2 separate regions of the Homo sapiens genome follow, and region 2 is linked to region 1. Evidence: read pairs that join two places in POLR2A ChIA-PET (ENCODE). Cell type or tissue: PC-3. All regions are shown on one strand. Links, peaks and the distances in the headings refer to the core of each region. The heading gives the core; the rest is flanking DNA. Region 1 has its middle 70 kb from the start of C9orf57. Region 2 overlaps CEMIP2 (cell migration inducing hyaluronidase 2).

Region 1 (5,385 bases), core at 271-5,270:
CTTCTTTCACACAAAGTGGACAATCGGAAGTACCATTCAAAGTTCTGCCCATTGGGAGGATTTCCGTTTGCTATGGTTTTTCACGGCTATCCCTGAATGAATCTATGCTACAGAAGCCAGCATACCTGGAAGACCTGTCAGTAAACTAGACCCATTTTCCTCCATCAAGTGGTCACAGAAATCTTCCCCTGGGGCCATGTGTATGAGGTGAGGGAGGGCAGTGAAGCAGAGGACCAGGCAATGCAGGAGGCCAGGCCTCTTGCTTGTGCAGTTTGCTTCACTCATGTAGGTTCGGGAGCCAAGTAAACTGCACAAGCAGGTTGATTGCATGTATCCCACTTCCATGTGAAATGTAATAAAAGAAAAATTTCAGCCAAATTCAATTTAAAGAAGTTCAATTGAGCAATGAACAACTGGCGAATCGGGCAACCCCCAGAATCACAGCAGATTCACAGAGACTTCAGTGCAGCCACATGGTGGAAGAAGATTTATAGACAAAAAAAGGGAAATGACATACAGAAATCAGCAGTGAGGTACAGAAATAGCTGGATTGGTTACAGGTTGGTGTTTGCCTTATTTGAACACAGTTTGAACACTTAGCAGTCTATGAGTGGTTGAAGTATGGCTGCTGGAATTGGCCAAGACTCAGTTATTGTTACAGGCGCATACTCTTAAGTTAGGTTTTCAATTTTGTCTGACTATTAAGCTAGGTTACAGTTCATCCACAAGGACTCAAATATAGAAGTACGGAGTCCTTCTCAGGCCGTATTTAGTTTGCTTTAACAAATGGAATGCTGCTGCACATGTAAACAGCTTTATGGTTCAGTGGATATTCCCATGCATGGTAGGTAGTCTGGGTCATACAAACATAGGGCAGCCCATGATAAGGCTTTCAGGCTCTACCAGGGTGCAGGAGCAAGCCAGAGCCACCTTCCAACGATAATAATCACCAGCAGGTCATAAGTTTCCTATTGAGGATTGCCAGAGGCTCCATAAGACACCTCTGTTGGTCAAAGGTATTTTGAGTATCATTGAATCTGTGGGGTCAGAAGGCTCAAGTGACAAGACAGCTGGTACCACAGCCTGGATCTGCCTCAGAACCCTTTCGTGCTCTCTATCCCACTCCAAACTGTCAGCTTCGCAGCTTCCTAGGTGATGGGTTCAAGTAGTATGCACAAATGTGGCTTGTTGCCTCCAAAATCTAAAGAAGCCCCAAAAATGTTGTGCCCCCTTGTGATCAGTGCAAAGCAGGGCAAGTTACTTCTCACTCTTAGAAAGTGAGAGACTTACCCCAGGCTATTGCACCCCTCAAAACATTACACATACAGCAGGCTCCTGAATGTTCATGGACTCTATCTCCTATCCTCTGGCATGAATGTGACTTACTAAGACTTCTAGGATACTTGCTACTTTCTGTTCCCCAGTTCCAGTTAGCATTATGTCATCATTGTAAAAGATGAGAGTGACACGATGTAGGGTATCAAGTTGATTACAGGCCCTTTGGACTGTTTTATAACAGAGACCAGGAGAGTTCATGTGGCCTGGAGACAACTAAGTAAAGGTATAATGTTGCCCTGCCTTGAAAATACGAACTTCTTCTGATTTTTGTTAATTATGGAAATGGGGGAGAAAGGAATATGACAGGTCAACGACTGTAAATGGACACTAGGGCCGTATTGATTTGTTCCAGTAAAGATACTACATCCAGATCATTGTTATTTTTGCCATCACCATCTGTTTAAGTTTGCAGTGATACACAATCATTTTCCATTACCTGTCTGACTCTTACACTGGCCAAACAGGTAAGTTGAATGAGCATGTGATAAGGATCAAAGCACTGCATCTTTTAAGTGTTCAATGGTGGCACCAACCTCTGCAACTCCCCTAAGGATGGGGAATTGCTTTCAGCTTACCATCATGAAGGAGGGTGGTGGTGCGGTTCCAGGGTCTTCACTTGGCCCTTTCTACCATAGTAACTCTCGCTCCATAAATAGGTAACAAATATGGGCATCTGCCTGTTACTAAGTATATGTAGCCCCACTGTATATTTTAAGGCTGGGAAATAACCACAATGTGGATCCAAGGTCCTACTGGACCAACCGTAAGATGAACCTGGGCCCAGACTCCACCAGTTATCTGAATGGTGGACCCCACTGGCATTTTTCAGGTCTCCTAGGATAAATGTCAGTTCAGAGTAAGTATCTAGTAACTCCTGAGAGGGTGTGTTATTTCTCTTTGCTCTATGTATAGTTTCTTAAGTAAATGGCAGTAAGTTCTTCCAGGGAAGAGGAGATGGATCATTCATGATAAACAGCTATGCCTCTACTATAGCATCCGTCCTCAAAGGATCCACCCTTTCCCTCTGTTGAGGGGCTTTGGCTAAGATCTGGGACCTAAGAGGCCAAGATTTCCCATTATGTAGATTTGAGGTTTTCCCAGTATAGCCCCAATTTTTTCACCTGTATATATCAAGAAGAACTTCAGTAGTGACCACAGATTTCATTTCAAGAGATCCTATAATCATTTAGTTATTGCCACAGATGCCTGTGGGCCAAAAATCTCTAATTACCTCTGTCTCTGTGGCTTACTGTAGCTGGTGTACTCAACTGTCTTTGACAGTTAAATGCTGCCATTTGGCCTCAGGCCTCTGGGATCCCATAGTCCCATGAGATCAGAAAACCCAGTCCTTTTGCAATTTCCCCCAAGGTTATCTCTGGCCTCTCAAGGAGAGTCATCACCTTTTCAAGCAGGCTGGTATCTTCCCACTGATGCACTTCCTGCGGCTTTGGTGACAAGCAGATGAGAGGGTGGCTGAGTAGTTGTTTGTAATAGAGAAGCACTGCTCTTTGGTATGCCAGGGAAGTTCCAACATTTTGACCTAATTAACTATAGGCCATAAGCAGGTCATGAAACTGACTCAAACAAGATTGTGCATCAGAATCCCCTGGAAAGCTTGTGAAAACACAGATTCCTGCCCCCTACCCCATAACTCTGATTCGGGAGGTCTTGGGTGGGGTCTGAGAATTTGCATTTCTGAGTTCCCAGATGATGCCAACCCTGTTGTTTGGGAACACAGTGTGGAAGCCACTGTTCGATATTTCAACCTCATTATATCAGAGGCCTAGAGAAGTTTTTCTCAACCTTTAATATGCACACAAATCACCTGCGAGGCTTGTAAAATACAGAGTTTTGCTTCAGTAGGTCTGGGGTGGATTCTGAGATTCTAGGATTCCATTCAGCTCCCAGGTGATGCCACTGCTGCCGATCCACAGACCACACTGAGTTTCAAGGCTCCAGGCCATGAGTTCAAGCTCAATTAACCAAGGCCATGAGTTCAAGCTCAATTAGCAGATCATTAATGTCACTCTTGGGTGGCCCATGCAATACATTAAATCCCAACCCATCTCTGTGAGTGTGGCTCAATAAAGCCATGTATTTTTTCTCCTTGGTCTAAGATCCTTAGGATTCACTACCCCTTAAGGGCTCCCTAGGCTCCTGACAATACAGTTTCGTACAATCCCGATCTAAACTTCTTTCTGTGTACAGGCTATCACTACTCACTTCAGGACTAGCAATTCCTTTCAGTAAAGGCCTAGTAGTAATGAGGGGCAGGTGTTGGGTGGAGGGAGGTCCTGAGGGGCACTGGCCTCAGCTTGTGTGACAACTGCCCCAGGTGCAGGTATTGAAAAATTTTTATGTAGGTAAGAACTGCTTCTCTCAAATAGTGGAGGCAGAGCTCCCTCGCATAGCTAGGGAAGTCCAAGGGAGTCTGGAGTTTCAAAATTCTGCTTTACCCACATTGATCCAGCCCCTGTTTTAAGCTCCACTCCTCTACCAGTGCCCTCACCTTGGCAGAAAAGGCCTAGTGAAGTTGGTGTGCAACCCAATTAAATGTTGTTATAATGCTCAGCATTAGGAACTGGACGTGGCCCACGGTGTCATCTGCTCTGTGAGTATAGGAGACACTTCATCCTTCAAAAGCTGCCACTTCATCCTTCAAAAGCTGCCACCCAGGCTTTCTGATTATCCACTTACAATCTCAACTGCAAACTCACAGTTTCATTTTTCCTTTATTCTTCATATACTTTCTAGCACTGTCAAAAGAAGCCAGGTGGTCCCATGGTCTATATAATCATTACTAATCACCATAATGTCAGTGCCACAGTACTTGATCTTCCAATGCCTTGCCCTCTTCCTGCTCTTCATCTCATGCCCACACAGTGATAATGTGAATAACCATGATGCTGCCCTATGACAGGGGTTATCTGTGTCGCATTTACCACTGGCAAGTAAGTAAATGCACTATCCAAACCAAGATTCCCAATCTGAGTGTCTTTCTCCTGGGGCCACCTGTAGTAGCAATTTCTATGTCAGTCAAGATCCCACAGAGGCTAGATGCGGTGGCTCACACCTGTAATCCCAGCATTTTGGGAGGCCGAGACAGGTGGATCACGACGTCAGGAGTTCAAGACCAGCCTGGCTAAGATGGTGAAACCCTATCTCTACTAAAGATACAAAAATTTGCCAGGCATGGTGGCAGGCGCCTGTAATCCCAGCTACTTGGGAGGCTGAGGAAAGAGAATTGCTTGAACTCAAGTAGCAGAGGTTACAGTGAGCCGAGATCGCACCACTGCACTCCAGCCTGGGCAACAGAGTGAGACTCCATCAAAAAAGAAAAGAAAAGAAAAGAAAGGCCAGGCGTGGTGACTCACGCCTGTAATCCCAGCACTTTGGGAGGCCGAAGTGGGCGGATCACAAGGTCAGGAGATCGAGACTATCCTGGCCAACATGGTGAAACACTGTCTCTACTAAAAATACAAAAATTAGCTGGGCGTGGTGATGCATGTCTGTAATTCCAGCTACTTGGGAGGCTGAGGCAGGAGAATTGCTTGAACCAGGGAGTCGGAGGTTGCAGTGAGCTGAGATCACGCCACTGCACTCCATCCTGGTGACAGAGCGAGACTCCATCTCAAAAAAAAAAAAAAAAAGAAAAAAAATTCCAGAGAGAAATAGATGACATACTCTGGATAGCTTAAAGAGAGTTTAATAAAGGCACTATTTACAAGGATATGAGTAGGGCATAGGGAATTCGCTAAGCATGGTACCGTACCCTGGGGCTAGTAACAGCATGGCACCATTACCACTCAGCATTAATGTTAAAATAAAGATCATAAGATTGATAGAACAGACTCTTTGTGGCAATAAGATACCAAATTATAAACAGGACCTAGGCTATGCCAGGCAAGCGTTAAGTCATGCACTCCTACACTTAAAGGATAAACTGTGCTCTAACTGCCACAAGGGTTTTCTTTTTCTCTAGCAGCTAAAGAAATGCTAGTCTTGAGATAAGCAATAGTAAAAAAACGTTGCAGCTCATGCCAACCG
Region 2 (5,385 bases), core at 148-5,147, 230 kb after region 1:
AAAAAAGAAAAAAAAGAAGAAACAATAATCACTACCAAATTCATGGTCTTAGACTCACATGGAGTGCTGTATGTAAATGTGTGCATTGTGATGTGTGCTCTAAAATATGTATGAGCATTGCATCATTCACCCACCCACCATCCATTCAGCTAGCACTTATTAATCACCTATTGTGGTCCAGACCCTCTGGAAGCAATTGCAACACCTGCTTTGTGGAGCATTCATGTTGGTAAAGAGAAGGAGTTGAAGTGGTTGCAACCCGGGAGGCCACAGGGATTGAAGATACCTGTGTCACTTGCAACTAGAGAGATGACAATCTCTGCTATTGAAGAAATGAGCCTAGCCCCGGACATAAGGAAATGAACAATTAGAAGGTCCAATAAGTGCATGTCTGGGAGAATTACGCACAGAACGCTCTAAGAAGCCAGAGAAGGAACAGTTGGGGGTGGGGGAGCAATTTTGTGAGAAATAAAATTTGTTAAATCAGACAAAATAGTAGGGACTGAAAACTAGTGTCAGAAGTACTATCTTAAAATGGTGAAGATTGGAGGACTTGAAGTCAGACTTGGATTTAAAACAAGGCTTGGCACTTGCTAAACATTTGCTGTGGGCAAATCCCCTAATCCTTCTCACGTTGTTTCTTCACCTGAAAAAGGAGTTTTAAAATGCTTTATGGGAATGTTTTGGGGATTCAATTTGAGTAAGTTTGCTATGTATTAATATATGATAAAGTACTGTACAGGCTAATGCTGTCTGGTATCAAAAGGTACTTTCAAAAGTTTTTTAAAGCTATAAATAGATATAAATCATAGCTTAATCAGGTCTCAGCTACAGATTTTCATTTTATTGGCCCTTTCCAGAATGATCTGAATCCCATCTTGAGAGCAAGTCTTTAGACTTTTAAGCTAGTTACTGTCATATGGTATTGCTCTCTTGTCCAGGCTTCTTCCCATCCCAGCCACAGGAAATCTTTTCATTTCTCTTGGATTGTGAGCATTAGTGAGAAGAATGGGCTGTCTAGTACAGTACATCAATTGAAAAGGTCTTGTCTGGTTTTGTACGGTAACATCCATTCTCCCCTCTGCCTCCCAAGCCAAGCTAGCCCTTCTGTTTTCCTCTCTCTCAATATGATGAATATGGAAAAGGAAAAAAAAAAAAAGGAAGAAAAGCTATGCATCTGCCTTTTTGAGAGTATGAAAATCCCCATTACTAGTTTTCTCCATTTGTAAAGAGGTATAATTTTCATCTAGATTGTTAAAGTCTATTCTCTCAATAGCAGCAGCTGCTGTCTAGGCGAATCTGTTAGCAATACTCGCTTTAGTTCTCCACTTGAAATGGACTTAAGCCCATCTGACATTTTAATAAATTGCCTTTGATAGAAATCCAAACTCAGATATTTAAAACTATCAAGTGAACTGTGCCCTTTTGCCAGGGGTGCGGTGGGGAGGGGGGTAATGAATGTAAATCAGTTTTCTAGACACTGCTACATATGCTGAATCTTAGCATGTCGCTTGAAGGGACCTCAAAGATAATATTAAAACAAGGAAGTTGGGACCCAGAGAGGCTAAATAATTAGGTAAGGTCATATAGTAAATTAATAGCCAAGCAGGGACAAGAACTCCTTTGTCCCTGTTTCCAGTCAGCACTTTTTTTTTTTTCTTTCTCAGATATATTCTTATTTTATTCCTGTTTGGCTTTGTTAGCAATTTAATTAGTTTAATGATCAGATAATTTGTATTTGGGCTTTGAAAGTCACTGCTTTCAGGTTTAAGGCAGACACTATGTATATTTTTTCATTGCCTACTACTTACACATGATGGTGGGGTGATGTTACTTGTAACAAATTTCTGGGAAATAAGGAACTAAGTGTAAAAATAGCATTAGCTTTACTTGTATTTTCTATAAACAGGATGGAAATTTAAAGTACTGTAGATGTGCACATTTTTTAGAAGAAGCAAGTTCCTGGAAACCCTGTTCAGATTTGGCTTGTGAATCATAGAATAAAAGCATACTAGAATATGTTTGCATGTTCTTTTTTTTCTTCTTCAAAACTTATGGCTGTAGGTCATGTTTGCTTGTTCTTTTGTTTTCCTGGTACTTGCTTTGGGAAGCCTTTAATATTGGTTGTCAGGAACTATGTTCAGCAACTATTTTATTGCATTCCTAGGATGTGCAAGGCACTGTACTGGTTGCTGTGAGCAATACAGAGATAAATTAAGCATAGGGTTTTTATTAAAATGTCTTTAAAAAAAGTGAAAGACTCATAAACTGTATGTCTTAAAACACAGAATTGCTATCTCCCAACAAATCAGTCCTTTGATCTATAAGGCAAATCTGCTTTGAAATTGTTAATATTAGGGTAACCTAGTAACCAGATTTGTAACAAGACATTTATTTTCTTTACACGGTGAAAAGTGATAAACCTTTTTACATTTGTTGTATCAAGGGTCCATTGTAGTTTGAACAATAAGTAAAAGTTCAATATTTGATAAGAATTTTATGTGAAAAGTTTGCCTGGTAGAGATTGTGGCATTCTTAATCCTCATATTTTTTAATAAGGCTTTACCACTGGTTAGAAGTGTCATTAGGATGTTGTTGCCTGAAAGAGTTGAAATTTAAGACAATCCACATTGAGCCCATGAGAAAAGAATTGACCTCTGACTGAGTTTCATGTAAGTATCTTAAAACATATGAATATCCACTATAAATTTGATATCGTGGTCAGGTCAGATTAAGTCCCCCTCCAGTGTGAAATTGTTATCGATTTGGGGGCTCTTACTTAATTATTGGTGTGCACTTTGGAGACAGCAAGCCTTCTGTTGTCTTAATGGTCTCTGTAATGGTGATTCACTTCCCTGAAGAATGAATCATTTTTTCACATACAATGAAGTTTGGAAAGTTAATTATTAACATTTTAGGAATGGGAAAGATTTAGCTTAACACAGGGACATATGCCTGATTCCTGTTTCAGGAGGAATTAGAAAAATGAGTTCTTGAGGTTTTCTTTTTTTTTTTTTTAAGTTGTGGTTTGAAAAAACATAACATTAAAAAAATATATTTTTTTGAGACAGGAGTCTCACTCTGTCACCCAGGATGGAGTGCATTGGTATGATCACAGCTCACTGCAGCCTCCACCTCCTGGGCTCAAGCTATCTTTCCACATCTCAGCCTTCTGAGTAGCTGGGAGTACAGGCATGCACCACCATGCCCAGCTAATCTTTATATTTTTTTGTAGAGATAGGGTTTCACCATGTTGCCCAGGGTGGTCTTGAACTCCTGGCCTCAAGTGATCCTCCCACCTCAGTCTCCTAAAGTGGTGGGATTACAGGCGTGAGCCACTGCACCCATACTAACATTGCTTTTTAATGCCACCAGTGCCACCACTATAAAATCAACTTTATATGAGGATTTGAAAAATATGCTTGAGCAGGGCTTGGCTGAGTCTGAGGTTGGCTTTAATCTTCAAGTGTTTTTTCTTGCCTCCTGTTAGTGCTTGCAGCACTTGGGCTTGTCACGTAGCCCCTGTTTGCCTGTTATGCTGCTGCTAGCCAGTTTTTTTTTTTTTTTTTTTTTTTGGTGACGGGGCTGGCATGGGGTCTTGTTAGGTTACCCAGGCTGGAGTGCAGTGGCTCTATAGTAGTCCTAGCACACTATAGTCTTGAACTCCTGGGCTCAAGCCATCCAACTGCCTCGGCCTCTAAGTGGATGGGACTACAGGTGCACATCATTGTTCACCTCTTCCTAGCCACAGTGTATCCCTATTCGGCTAAGTGAAGTCCAGCTGCCACTCTAGTGCTGAGTAATTACTTGTTCATTAGAAGTTCTGCCTTTTGACTCTGTAGCACCCTTGAGTCTTGAGGAACATAGAGGAAACTGTTGAGAATGTGTAAGATGGCCCTTTTGTTTGGCTTAGGTTTCACGTGGCCTAGGAGGAGAGGGACTATGACTGTTTTATATTCTGGCCTGGAACTCACCTGCAGGTGACACCCTTTCAAAGAATATGAAAGACTTCTGTAGTGTGTCACCCTCCCCTCCCTCCCATACTTTTTAGTCACTATTGGGCAACGTGTCGTCATTTAAATGGCGGAGTTCAGTGGTAGACTTTAGTTTACACATGCAAAATAAGAAAGATATTAGTAATCGTCTGGTGGTGCACATTTGGGTGAGTAAATTTGCCAGGGCTTTTAGAAAATTAAGCTCTATTCCATTCATAGGGATTTAATAAACTCAAGCAATCACCTCCTCAGCCCACCTTCTTTGCCTCAACATTCAGTTTAATTACTTGTTTACTTGTGTTGTCTCCCTACTCTTTCTACCCCCAAATGCTGGGCTGTGAGCTTCTTGAATGTAGGAACCATGTTTATTTTTTGTACTATTGGGTCTCCAGTGTCTAGCAGAACCCTTTTCTCATAAGAGATGCTCAAAGCTGACCTTGTGCCCTGTTTGAAAAGGCTTTATTCCAAGTGGTTTAAGTTATATTAAAAATAGGCTATGTGTTACAGTTGAAAGAAATAGTCAACTTGGGTTCTGGTCCTGGCCCTGCCATTGATAGAAACTTTACTATGATGCTGGATTGAACAGCCTTGGATTATTTCAGTCTGGGCATCTCATTATTCATTTGAAATATTTCTAGTGTGAAAGGCACATCAAAACATACCCCTTCTGTTTCCTATTGTCATTGCATTTTGGTATCTGTACATCACTAGATCATGAACTTTGGCAGGTCTTTGCTTGTTTTTCAAACACATCCCTGTTGTCTTTTCATTTTTCCCACCTTTCAACATTTTGCCAACATAACTTTCTTGGTTTTTTCTTCCTGAGAAGTATTTTAATGCATTGTCTTTGGCCCTCTGCAGAGAATGCAGCCCACAGGCAGTTCTGCCCTTTGCTATAACCTTAATTAAATCAGCCTCTGTCAGGACAGACTTCGACTTTGGTTCTTTCTTTGGAAGGCCAGCTGCAAGGCTGGTGACGCGCCTGCACTTGCCATTGTGTGCCTCTGCACTGCCATCCGTCACTGCCAGCAGGTTGGAAGCCTCTCTTGAATCTTCCCAGCCAGTTGAGAACAAGGGCGAAGGGGGATGGTCTAGGATCACTGGGAAGGAAGGGAGAAAAGAGAACAGCTTTTCAATAAAAAGAATTAAGGAGAAAAAGAAATATGAGAAATATTAATAGGAAAAAAGGAAACCGAAGGGAATAGAGAATGACTGGTAGGTACAACGACCTTTTTCCCTTTTTTCTAATTTTCTGGGTTGAAGAACAATCTATCTCTCTGCAGTTTATCTTCTAGTTCTTTACTTCCACCTAGAGGCCTATGTACTTTGCTCTCTTTTTATTTTTATTTTTGGTTGCTCAGAGAGTGTTAGCTGTTCTTAATTGCTACCC

Evidence for each region. ChIA-PET counts read pairs that join two places held together with the same protein. Peaks named below come from ENCODE experiments on the same cell type or tissue, not always from the same donor. Only the 100,000 strongest peaks of a DNase experiment are listed, where the experiment ranks them.
Region 2: POLR2A ChIA-PET joins it to region 1 with 7 read pairs; 3 of 35 experiments call an interaction of 5 or more read pairs at or near these places.

Annotation. Positions count from the first base shown.
Region 1 is chr9:71,988,017-71,993,401 of GRCh38, reverse strand. No RefSeq gene overlaps it. Among named protein-coding and RNA genes, the nearest start is that of C9orf57, 70 kb to the left of the region's middle. RefSeq lists an enhancer at 2,292-3,491. In PC-3, for the core only: no CTCF peak of the experiment used is centred there; DNase peaks (open chromatin) are centred at 2,771 and 5,221; H3K27ac peaks cover 1,337 bases.
Region 2 is chr9:71,760,694-71,766,078 of GRCh38, reverse strand. The region is part of intron 1 of CEMIP2 (cell migration inducing hyaluronidase 2); the gene reads left to right. Among named protein-coding and RNA genes, the nearest start is that of CEMIP2, 5.1 kb to the left of the region's middle. RefSeq lists a cis regulatory region at 2,899-2,912 and an enhancer at 2,833-2,977. In PC-3, for the core only: no CTCF peak of the experiment used is centred there; a DNase peak (open chromatin) is centred at 168; H3K4me3 peaks cover 2,139 bases; H3K27ac peaks cover 2,050 bases.